2 separate regions of the Homo sapiens genome follow, and region 2 is linked to region 1. The links are chromatin contacts, found by Hi-C or POLR2A ChIA-PET in ENCODE. All regions are on one chromosome and are shown on one strand. Each heading gives the region's core, a stretch centred on a gene start or an enhancer-like site at or near the end of the contact. The rest is flanking DNA. Distances are from core to core; before and after follow the strand shown. Region 1 overlaps RAD51L3-RFFL (RAD51L3-RFFL readthrough). Region 2 holds the start of SLFN13 (schlafen family member 13).

Evidence for each region. Hi-C counts contacts between places; a loop is a spot of excess contacts on that map. ChIA-PET counts read pairs that join two places held with the same protein, here RNA polymerase II (POLR2A). Pooled maps may share reads with other maps.
Region 2: a pooled map shows a loop between it and region 1 (3-fold over the local background). The contact joins the promoter of SLFN13 here to the enhancer-like site in region 1. A Hi-C loop is called at or near these places in 8 of 50 pooled maps. POLR2A ChIA-PET finds 5 or more read pairs at or near these places in 2 of 52 experiments (MCF 10A and activated CD4-positive, alpha-beta T cell).

Annotation. Positions count from the first base shown.
Region 1 is chr17:35,077,095-35,083,814 of GRCh38, reverse strand. All of the region lies in intron 5 of RAD51L3-RFFL (RAD51L3-RFFL readthrough), which reads left to right. It also overlaps a transcript of RFFL not described here. Among named protein-coding and RNA genes, the nearest start is that of RFFL, 17 kb to the right of the region's middle. Within about 2 kb of position 1,379, at least 7 of the 41 ENCODE cell types and tissues checked have a DNase peak (open chromatin) inside an H3K27ac peak, as active enhancers do.
Region 2 is chr17:35,447,516-35,450,420 of GRCh38, reverse strand. It overlaps SLFN13 (schlafen family member 13), which reads left to right and starts at 1,655. Exons shown (of 6, transcript NM_144682.6): 1 at 1,655-1,699. RefSeq lists enhancers at 340-839, 740-949, 840-1,341, 2,220-2,379 and a silencer at 1,570-1,649.

The DNA.
Region 1 (6,720 bases), core at 130-2,629:
TCTTCCCTTTTCTTTCTTTCTTTTTTTTTTTTTTGAGACAGAGTCTTGCTCTGTCACCTAGGCTGGAGTGCAGTGGTGTGATCTTGGCTCACTGCAACCTCCGCCTCCTGGGTTCAAGCAGTTCTCCTGCCTCAGCCTCCCAAGTAACTGGGACTACAGACATGCGCCACCATGTCCAGCCGATTTTTGTATTTTTTGTAGGGATGGGGTTTCACCATGTTGGCCATGCTGGTCTCAAACTACTGACCTCAAGTGATCTGCCTACCTTGGCCTCCCAAAGTGTTGGGATTACAGGTGTGAGCCACCGTGCCTGACCCGCTTTTCTTTTTTTAATTTTTAGAGTGAAATTATGCACATTGAAATTCCTTATAAATTGGTAGTCCCTCTAATAGAATCGTTATGCTATCCAGGATGTTTGATTTGCTAGAATAGCCCATTTCCTAGTCATGACAGATAACAAAGAGCTTTTATAACTTTTATGTAAATTGCTTTACAGTGAGGCCTCCTCTGCTGTATTATCTATCAGGAGTCATGAGGGAGGGTTTTTGGTGAAAGTAGCTTCGTTTATCTCATGAGTGGACAAATGAATGATAATGTGGAAACAACTAGAGGTCTGAATAGGTAGTTGAATCTAGTTATGATCATCAGTGTTGGATGGCAGAGATGCCTGGGAATTCTCTGTATGTCAAATTTTAGAATAAAGTCAGTTTGCCTGTTTTATTTCTACACAGCTGAAGCCTTTATTGAAAATAATAGGTGCGTAACAAATAGTTAATAAAATTTAGTCAGCAGCCGTTTGATGAGTTCATGGGAGGAAGAATAATTGCTGAAATATAGAACCATCTGATTTAAAACAGATTCAGGCACTAGATACGTTATCCCTAACGTAGTTTGTTTGTATAGACAAACCTGGTTTTGAATTCTGACTCCCCCACTTCCTGGCTGTGCTACCTTAGGCAAATTACTTAACCTCTGTGAGCTTCAGTTTTTTCATCTGCAAGATGAAAATACCTGGTAGGATTGTTATGTGGATTAAAAGGGGGAAAATATGCAAGGGAGGATTGAAAGAGAGAAAAATATGTTTTTTGTATATTGTAAGCAACTCAATAAACGTCCCTTCTCCCACTTCCTCACACAATTTTTATTCTGTAGGCTTAAGATGCTTTTCTAAATCCAGCTTTCTCTATATCTCTTTCCAGGAATATCTATTCAGTCAGCTCTTTTAGAAAATGTATGAAAGAGTGAGGACTAAAGTTAAGAACCAGAGAATATGGGTAAGAAGAATGAGTCACAGGACAATTAGCAACACTTTAAACAATTTTTTAGAATGAGTGGAGTGTTGGCATGTACCCAGAGTTACTATCTGCAGGAATAAATGAATAACATTACCCAAATTCTGCCATCTGTATTTGGACGGTAGCCCAGATTAGGCTAGGAGCCTTTGAGGGTGGCCTCATTAAGTAGCACCTGACATCCATTTCTTTCATTATCTTCTTTTCTCCCTTTTGGTCTTCGTTTCTTGTTCCCTGTCTCCTCCTTTTCCCTCTTTTAAAGCTGTCCTTCCTTTAGACTTGCCAATCATCATCATAGATGCAGGCCCAGTCCCTGGAACTCGAGGCTAAAAGAGGTTTCTGGTTGCTAACACCTGTCTCCTAGCTAAATGAATAAGCTCTTTTGTGGGCAGGATGTTAAAAAAGCTGATTAGTACAATACCAGCTTAAAGGGCCTATTAATGATACAGCATATGTAAATCACAGTGATTTAAAGCCATTTTAGAGATTAATTTCTTATATATTTATTTTCTATATTGAATTATGATGTCAGTTGAATTTTTACATCTAAACCATGAATCTGTTTATTACCTAAACAGACTAATTTCTTTCATATTGATTGGGAATCATTTATATTCTAAAGAAGTTTCCACCCTTAAGGGCCTTTGTATTGTTTGGCAAATGTCTAACTAGTGTGTAATACAATTGAAGTTTTGTTCACTGCGCTGCTGCCATAACTAGTTTAATTTCTGCTCCTTATATATTTCTGTTGGCAGCTGGAAAATTAAAATACTAGATGTTCCATAAAACTGATTTTTTGAGGGGTGATTTTACTGTCATTTGAATGGACTTAGGCCCCAGGGTACATTTTTTTAAGATGTCTTATTCAACTTTCCTGTAATAGTCTCTCTCTCTTTATATAATTAATGTATTAGACACATAATTGGCTGTTTAAGCATTCAGAAGAGACAATGTTTGGCCTTTTACCCAGAGATTATTTTTTTCTACATCTCTTGAGGAAATGTGTGCCATTTTTGGAAACTCCTAAGTATATTACAGTTACACTAGCACGTGAATTTTTGCAAAGACTAGAGAATGAACAATTCCCAAATCGTTCTATTCTTTTTAGATCATAGTGTTTCCAACCTGATGTGAAAGGAGAAAGGCTGTGATGTGATACCTAGTAAATCCTCCTCATAATTTTTCTATATGTTTCACAGAAATATATAGTCTTCAATAACTGAAGTTACTCTCAAGGAGACTTTACATTTAATTACTCAATCCACACTTAATTTCCTGCAAGATTCTTGGAGAGACACTCACCAGGCTACTGATTTCATGGAGTTATAACCTACACAGGTTTTTATCTCTGTTAAAGCTACTAACCCCCACTTTTTTTTTAGGTTGAAAAGTGACCTTGGTCTGGTAATTTCTTCATTGTCCTCTCCTCTAAAAAGATACAGCAAAACCTTCTTGCTCTCTCAGCAGCGTTTTTCAACTGCTACTACCGCCATGTGCTGAATTTGAATTTGAGCACACTTCAGTGTATGATTTTGTTGAGCTAATGTTATCTGACTTTTTAAAGCTGCCGCTCTGCAATGCTACAGTTAAACCTACATTTTCTGTTTTCATGTTCACATGCCTTTTCTAGAATTACATATAAAAATATGTTTTCATTATCTCTGAGTTGTGGAGTGTTCCCTGGGACAGTCACTTGTTTCTACCAGTGGCTAGTTCTAAGAGTAGGGGAAATCCACCTGGATTTGAACTACTTGGCAGCCAGTATGATCTGCTGAAACATTTTAACTGTCTTGGTCCTTTTTAAAGAAATGCTGCCTACTCATCTTGAAACTTACAGGAAGTTAGGCCAAGTGGAGGCTCTGCTGGCTTCTGAGTGGTTAAATGCAACTTATTAGTGATCAACACCATTGTTTATTTGCAACTGCTGGTGGATTATGTTAAAAGATTTGAAAGGAAAAAAAGCTTTTCTTAAGTAAATCGTGCATCCTCCTCTCCCACCTCACCCTCTTCTTGTTTTACTCTTCATTTGCTTTGGAAAATCTTTCCAGTCTTGGTACTGATCACATGTATATAGTCTTAGTGGCAATTGAATCAACGTATTTTATCCTAAAATATACAAAAAACTATGTGCCCTACCCTCTGCATTTTCTGCTAATCCTCCCATGCTTTTTTACCTTCATAATGATTAAAATATGTGCCTGAGAAATAACCAAGCTTCATCCTCTATCAACTTCCAACCCTCTTCTAGGTCTTGCGTCAGTAGATGCATAACCATTTGCAGTTGGGTTGGATTGTACCATCTTAACTATACTAATTATTATTTTACATGGTGTGGAAGATCAGCCAGAGCATATGCTTTATTCTAAAATGCTGGGCAAAGGAATGTTCTAATTTGGAGAGAGAGGAAGGAGTGTTTTCTAGGGCCTTAGCAGGAGTAGGTCCACTGAAATTCAGCTAGTTTGAGGAATCTGGATTTTTGTCAAGGGGTGGAAAGGAATAGTTAGGGGCTAAAATTATGTGCAAGCAGGGGTGGGAAGGAATAATTTATGAGATGAGGACTTTCCCAGTCCACAGTGGAGAATTCTTAATCTTCCAGATTCTCTTATGTTTGTCTACTTATCATATACTGATGGAAGAGTTTGTGTAATCCTTCTGTGTCAGAGCTAAAGTATACCTTAGCCATTGTTTACTGAGAGGGTGGGAAGAGGGATGTCAGAATATTCTCAGCTTGTCAAAGGGCATTCCACCTTCCTGTTGTACCCTTGGCCATATGGTTGAATCCAGCACTTCAGATGATTCTGAATCATCCCCACCACTCCCATTGATCTAGTTCAGTGTTTCCCAACTCTGAAATGTTGACACAGTTAGAGACCAGAAGCTTGAGGAATAGTGACTGTGAGCCCACCAATTAATGGGGGACATTAAAATGATAGTAGTTCTGCAGCTTCACCTCTAGATGATCTTCATCAGATTCTTAAATTGCATTTACTTGATAAAATCCTCACCACAGCACATCAACATGTCTCTTGCACTACCCAAAAGCAGTATTAAAAAGGAAAATACGTTGACAATTACTATCTAATTAGGTTTTTATTTGAGATACAGGCTATCTATAGCTCTGTTGTTATTTGTGGAAATGCTAGCAAAAAAACAGACTGAAATCTTTCTCCTTATGTTGTTGTTTTAGAAACAACACAAACAGGTTGGGCGGTGGCTCACGCCTGTAATCCCAGCACTTTGGGAGGCTGAGGTGGGTGGATCACTTGGGTTCAGGAGTTCAAGACCAGCCTGGCCAACAGGGTGAAACCCTCGTCTCTACTAAAAATACAAAAATTTGCCAGGCATGGTGGTGCGTGCCTGTAATCCCAGGAACACAAACATAAAAATAAGCCTCTAGTTTTATTTGGGAGGGATCGATATACCATATTCGAGTTCTGAATATCGTGTCAGGAAAGCAGTTTTTGATGCCACTAGTTAAATGTTTGTGTGTTTTGATATACCGTTGGTCTTCCCAACCAAACATCACTTTTTTTTTTTTTTTTTGAAACAGTGTCTCACTCTGTCACCCAGGCTGGAGTTCAGTGGTGCCATCTTGGCTCACTGCAACCTCTGCCTCCTGGGTTCACGTGATTCTCCCATCTTAGCCTCCTGAGTAGCTGGGACCACAGGCGTGTGCCACCACATCCAGCTAATTTTTGTATTTTTTGTAGAGACGGGGTTTCATCATGTTGGCCAGGCTGGTGTCGAACTCCTGACCTAAAGCGATCTGTCTGCCTCGGCCTCCCAAAGTGTTGGGATAAGTGCTGGGATTGCAGATGTGAGCCTCTGCACCCAGCCTATCCCTTTTTAAGATGGGGAAAAATGGAAATTTGCTGTTATGTATTACACATATTATGAAAGCATATTAGAATGTATTTTCTGGGCCGGGCCTGGTGGCTCATGCCTGTAATTCTGGCACTTTGGGAGGCCAAGGCAGGCAGATCACTGGAGCCCAGGAGATCAAGACCAGCCTGGGCAACATAGCAAAACCTTGTCTCCAAAAAATACAAAAAATTAGCTAGATGTGGTGTTGTGCACCTGCAGTCTCAGCTACTCAGGAGTCTGAGTTGGGAGGATTGCTTGAGTCCAGGAGTTTGAGGTTATAATGAACTATGGTTGCACAACTGTACTCTAGTGTGGACAACAGAGTGAGACCCTGTCTCCAGAAAAAAAATAATAAAAATCAAATAACTTCTTTATTGGAGATTACATACAAATCGTGACCTTTTTTTTTATTCCTGAAGTCTTTAGTAAGGTTATATGTTTACTGCAATAGATCTTAAATTTTACTATGATCAAAAATCTCCTAGGTGCTTGTAAAAAATAAAGATTCCTGGTTCCTAGCCCAGCCCTACAGAATCAAAGTGTTTGGGATAGAGATGTGGGATTCTGATGTAGTTTATCTGTAGACCCCACTTGGAGAAAGAATTTATGTGAGAAAGAACCACACATAAAAAAAAAGATTGAGAAATGCTATTATTTTGCAGAGGAGGAATTTAAAGCACAGAAAAGTCAAGAGGCTCAGACTTAACTAGGATATCCAGCTAGTTATTTGACTCTTGCAGACCAGAAGCTAGGTTGGCTGACTACTGTGGATTTGTGCTCTTTCCATTAGATTATAGTCTGGGGTGTGCCATCTTTTGGCCTCCCTGGGCCACATTGGAAGAAGAAGAATTGTCTTGGGCCACACATAAAATACACTAACACTAATGATAGCTGATGAAAGTTTATGAATTTGTGTTGGGCCCGGAGGCCATGGGTTGATCAAGCTTGGATTATGCCAGGGTGCCTCCTTGCTGGTTTATCTGATTGCCTTTAAATCAGAAGCTATAAGATAATGAGGGCAAAGGTACTTTGATTCCTTCAGAACAATAATGACTGAACTGGCACTTCATAGTGTGAAAAGTTTGTGCTTCTTAAACTATCTGTGGTGAAGGACCAGCTTTGTAAGGGTTTCCCTTCACCCCTAATCTGTTGCCAGCCAATAATTGTGTAAAGTACAAGAAAAGGGAATCACCAGAAAAATCATGCACTTGGATGTCACAGCAATGTCAAGCACTAGAAAAGTTTCTAAATGCTTACTGTGATTTTCTGTGTTTTATCTTGACGTGAATGGGCCTCCAGCAGTCTGACACACACACTTTGAATAGCATTGTTCTAAGTGGTTCTTAGGACATCTTAAGAACTTGATATCAGAGGTCCTTGATCATTTTCTTCCTCATGCCACCTATAACTGAAGCTACCATCTGAGAGCTCCCATTCCTACCTGGGGAGAGAAGTTTCATGACTTGGTGGTTTCCTAGGTCAGAACCAAAGTTGATAATACTTAGGGACTAGTTAAGGAACTATATAGTTAATTTATTTAATTATTATAAATAATTTATATATA
Region 2 (2,905 bases), core at 406-2,905, 370 kb before region 1:
AGCGAGACTCCATCTGAGAAACAAACAAACAAACAAACAAAAAACAAAAAAACACGTTAATAGTTTTTGTAAAGATCTGCTGGTGACAAATTTCCTAAGATTTTTTTTTTTTTTTTGGTCTGAATACGTCGTTATTTTGCCTCCATTTTGGAGGACTTGTTTTGTTTTGTTTTTGGTGGTTATAGAATTCTAGATTGACAGCCTTTTTTTTTTTTCCAGCGCTTTACAGATGTATAGTTCTGGATTCAGTACAGGTTTGCACAATCTATAAACCGCATTTTAAAGAAAAATGAAAAAACTGGAATATGATTATATGAAGATTTACTGAAATGGAAAGGTGGAAGTCATTGAAAAAAGCAGATTAAGAAGAGTACATACAGTGTGACTTTGTATTAATAAAAAAGTATTACATATATGTTTGTGTAATATATATGTATGATCCGTAAAGATATGTACAATAGGGTGTTAATAGTGGTCAGTGGTAATCTCTGGGGCGAAGGGGGGGTGGTATTGGAGTACGTTTTATTTTCTCACTTTAGCCTCCACTGGAGCGTATATTAATCACCCCGGTGTTAACCGCCGCTCCCACCCTTGGGCCAGTCCGCGTCAGTGAGAACTTGGCCGATGCGCGGTGCTTGGTCAACCCCGGTAACCGTCACACTGCTCGTGTTACAAGAAAACCAGCCAGGGTTCTGCTTTTCTGCTCTGCCGCAGCCTTTAACACCTGCCAGGGTTCTGTCCGAGTGTATGGGTTTCGTAGTCCTCCTCTCCAAGGCGTTGACTGAGCACAGAGCACCGGCCGCCGCCACATCCCACTCTGGCGCGGGGTCTGCGGAGCCACAAATCCAGCCAGGAACCGAGTGCCGCCCGATCCGAGCATCCGTCGCATTTTGACCTGGGGTTCCCGGGTCTCAAGGCCCACTTTCTGGGGCAGGCAGTGGGGAGAGAAGCCCAAGCTGGGGTATGGGCAGTTGCAGTGCGGTGGAAGGGGAAAGCTCGGGCGAGAGCTTGGCTGGACCCTCAGAGGAGGGGTCCGGGGAAGGCGGGACCGCAGGCTCCGGGAAAGGAGAGAGAGATAGGGACGGAGGAGGGGCGGAGGGGGAGTAAGAAAGAACTAAGAACCACTCGAAAGCAATCAGAAAACTTGGCGTTTCCAGACATTTTTTTTTTTTTTTGTAGGGGGAACAGGCTCTCACTCTGTCGCCCAAGCTGGAGTGCAGTGGTGCGATCTCGACTCACTTTACCCTGGACTTCCTCGGGCTCAAGTGATCCTCCAGCCTCAGCCTCCCGGGCATCTGAGACTACATTTGAGTCTACAGGCGCGCGCCACTAAGCCTGAGTAATTTTGTTGTTGTTGTTGTTGTTGTTGTTGTTGTACAGACGGGGGTCCCACTGTGCTGTCCAGGCTGGTCTCGAACTTCTTGGCTCAAGCGATGAACCCGCTTAGGCCTCCCAAAGTGCTGGGATTTCATAGGCGCGAGCCTCCCGCCAGGCCTTCTAGACAGCGTGGCAAAGTGTTCCCGGGCTTTGTAGACACTCCCATTGGCGCGTCCATGCCCTGCCTGGGACCCATTGGTTCGTTCATCCCCTGTGTGGGACCTGCCCAGGTAGGCGCCAACCATTGGTTATAAGAACCTGACCTTGGCGCCTCCAGGGAAACGCGGAGTGTCCTGGAGCTTGACGCGCTGGAGCTTGAGAGGTAAGAGAGGGTCCCTGCTCCTACGGGGACTGCGGAGCTCCCGTTTGTACCCACGCCCTAGGGTCTAGTCCGGCACGACCCTGGACTGGCGTTGACTCGGATGGGGAGCAAGCTAGGAGAGCAACCCCCGCCCCCCAGCTCCGGCCAGCCGGTGGAGTCGGGGTATTTGCGTGCTTCTCCCCTGCCTTTGGGGTTCGGCTAGTTTGCTGAGCAAATTCCCTAAAAGGCTATGAGGACTTGATCGCGGCGCGGGTGGAGGCGGGGCGGTGGGGAGGGACGGTGCGGAGAGCTAAAGGGGTTGGAAGGTGTCGCCGGCGGCTTGGCGGGCTATCTGTGTTCCTGTTCCGGCTGCAAAACAGAAAGCCCCTGCCCAGCGAGCAGCGGTTTCCGCGGGGGCGGAACAAACAGGCAGAGCCAAGTGCGTCCTGGAGGCTTCCCCCGTTGCGAAGGTTGGGACTCTTGTTTCAGGGTTCTTGGCATTGACTCACTAACCACTGTAAATTATTGTTCTTAATCTAAGAGTTAAAAAGCAGAATTAGGCCGGGTGTGGTGGCTCATGCCTGTAGCTTCAGCACTTTGAAAGGCCAAGTGGGAGGATTACTTGAGCCCAGGATTTCGAGACCAGCCTGGGCAATGTAGGGAGACCCTATCGCTATGAATAATAATAATAATAATAATATAATACTAATATTAATAAATTAACCGGGCCTGGTGGCGCGCACCTGTGGTTCCAGCTTCTCCGGAGGCTGAGGCAAAAATCGCCTGAGCCTGTGATGGCGCCACTGCCCTCCAGCCTGGACAACACAGGAAGACATTGTATCAAAACAAAAACAAAACAAAACAAAACAAAACAACAAAACAGAATTAGAATTGCCATTACCCTGTACCCATTATCCTGATTACCCTGCAATCTAGAAAGGGGAGAAATGAGAAAAATGTCTCCCTCCCAACGTCTGTAAAATACAGAGCTGCTATCTGAGAAGGACAAAGAGCTCTGTGTTTTATTTTCCCAAGAGGGAGCCTCTGTCGCAGCTGTTTCCTTCTGTTTCTGCCTGAGACTAGCCAGTCCCCACCAGTTTTCCTCAGTGGGGTGGGGGGCTTGGGAGTGGATGGGAGGATTTGTGTTGTTCTGATTTTACCTACAGTATACCTGTGTAGGAGGCGAAACTGTTTCCATCAATTTCCACAGAGAAGCAAGGGCAAGAA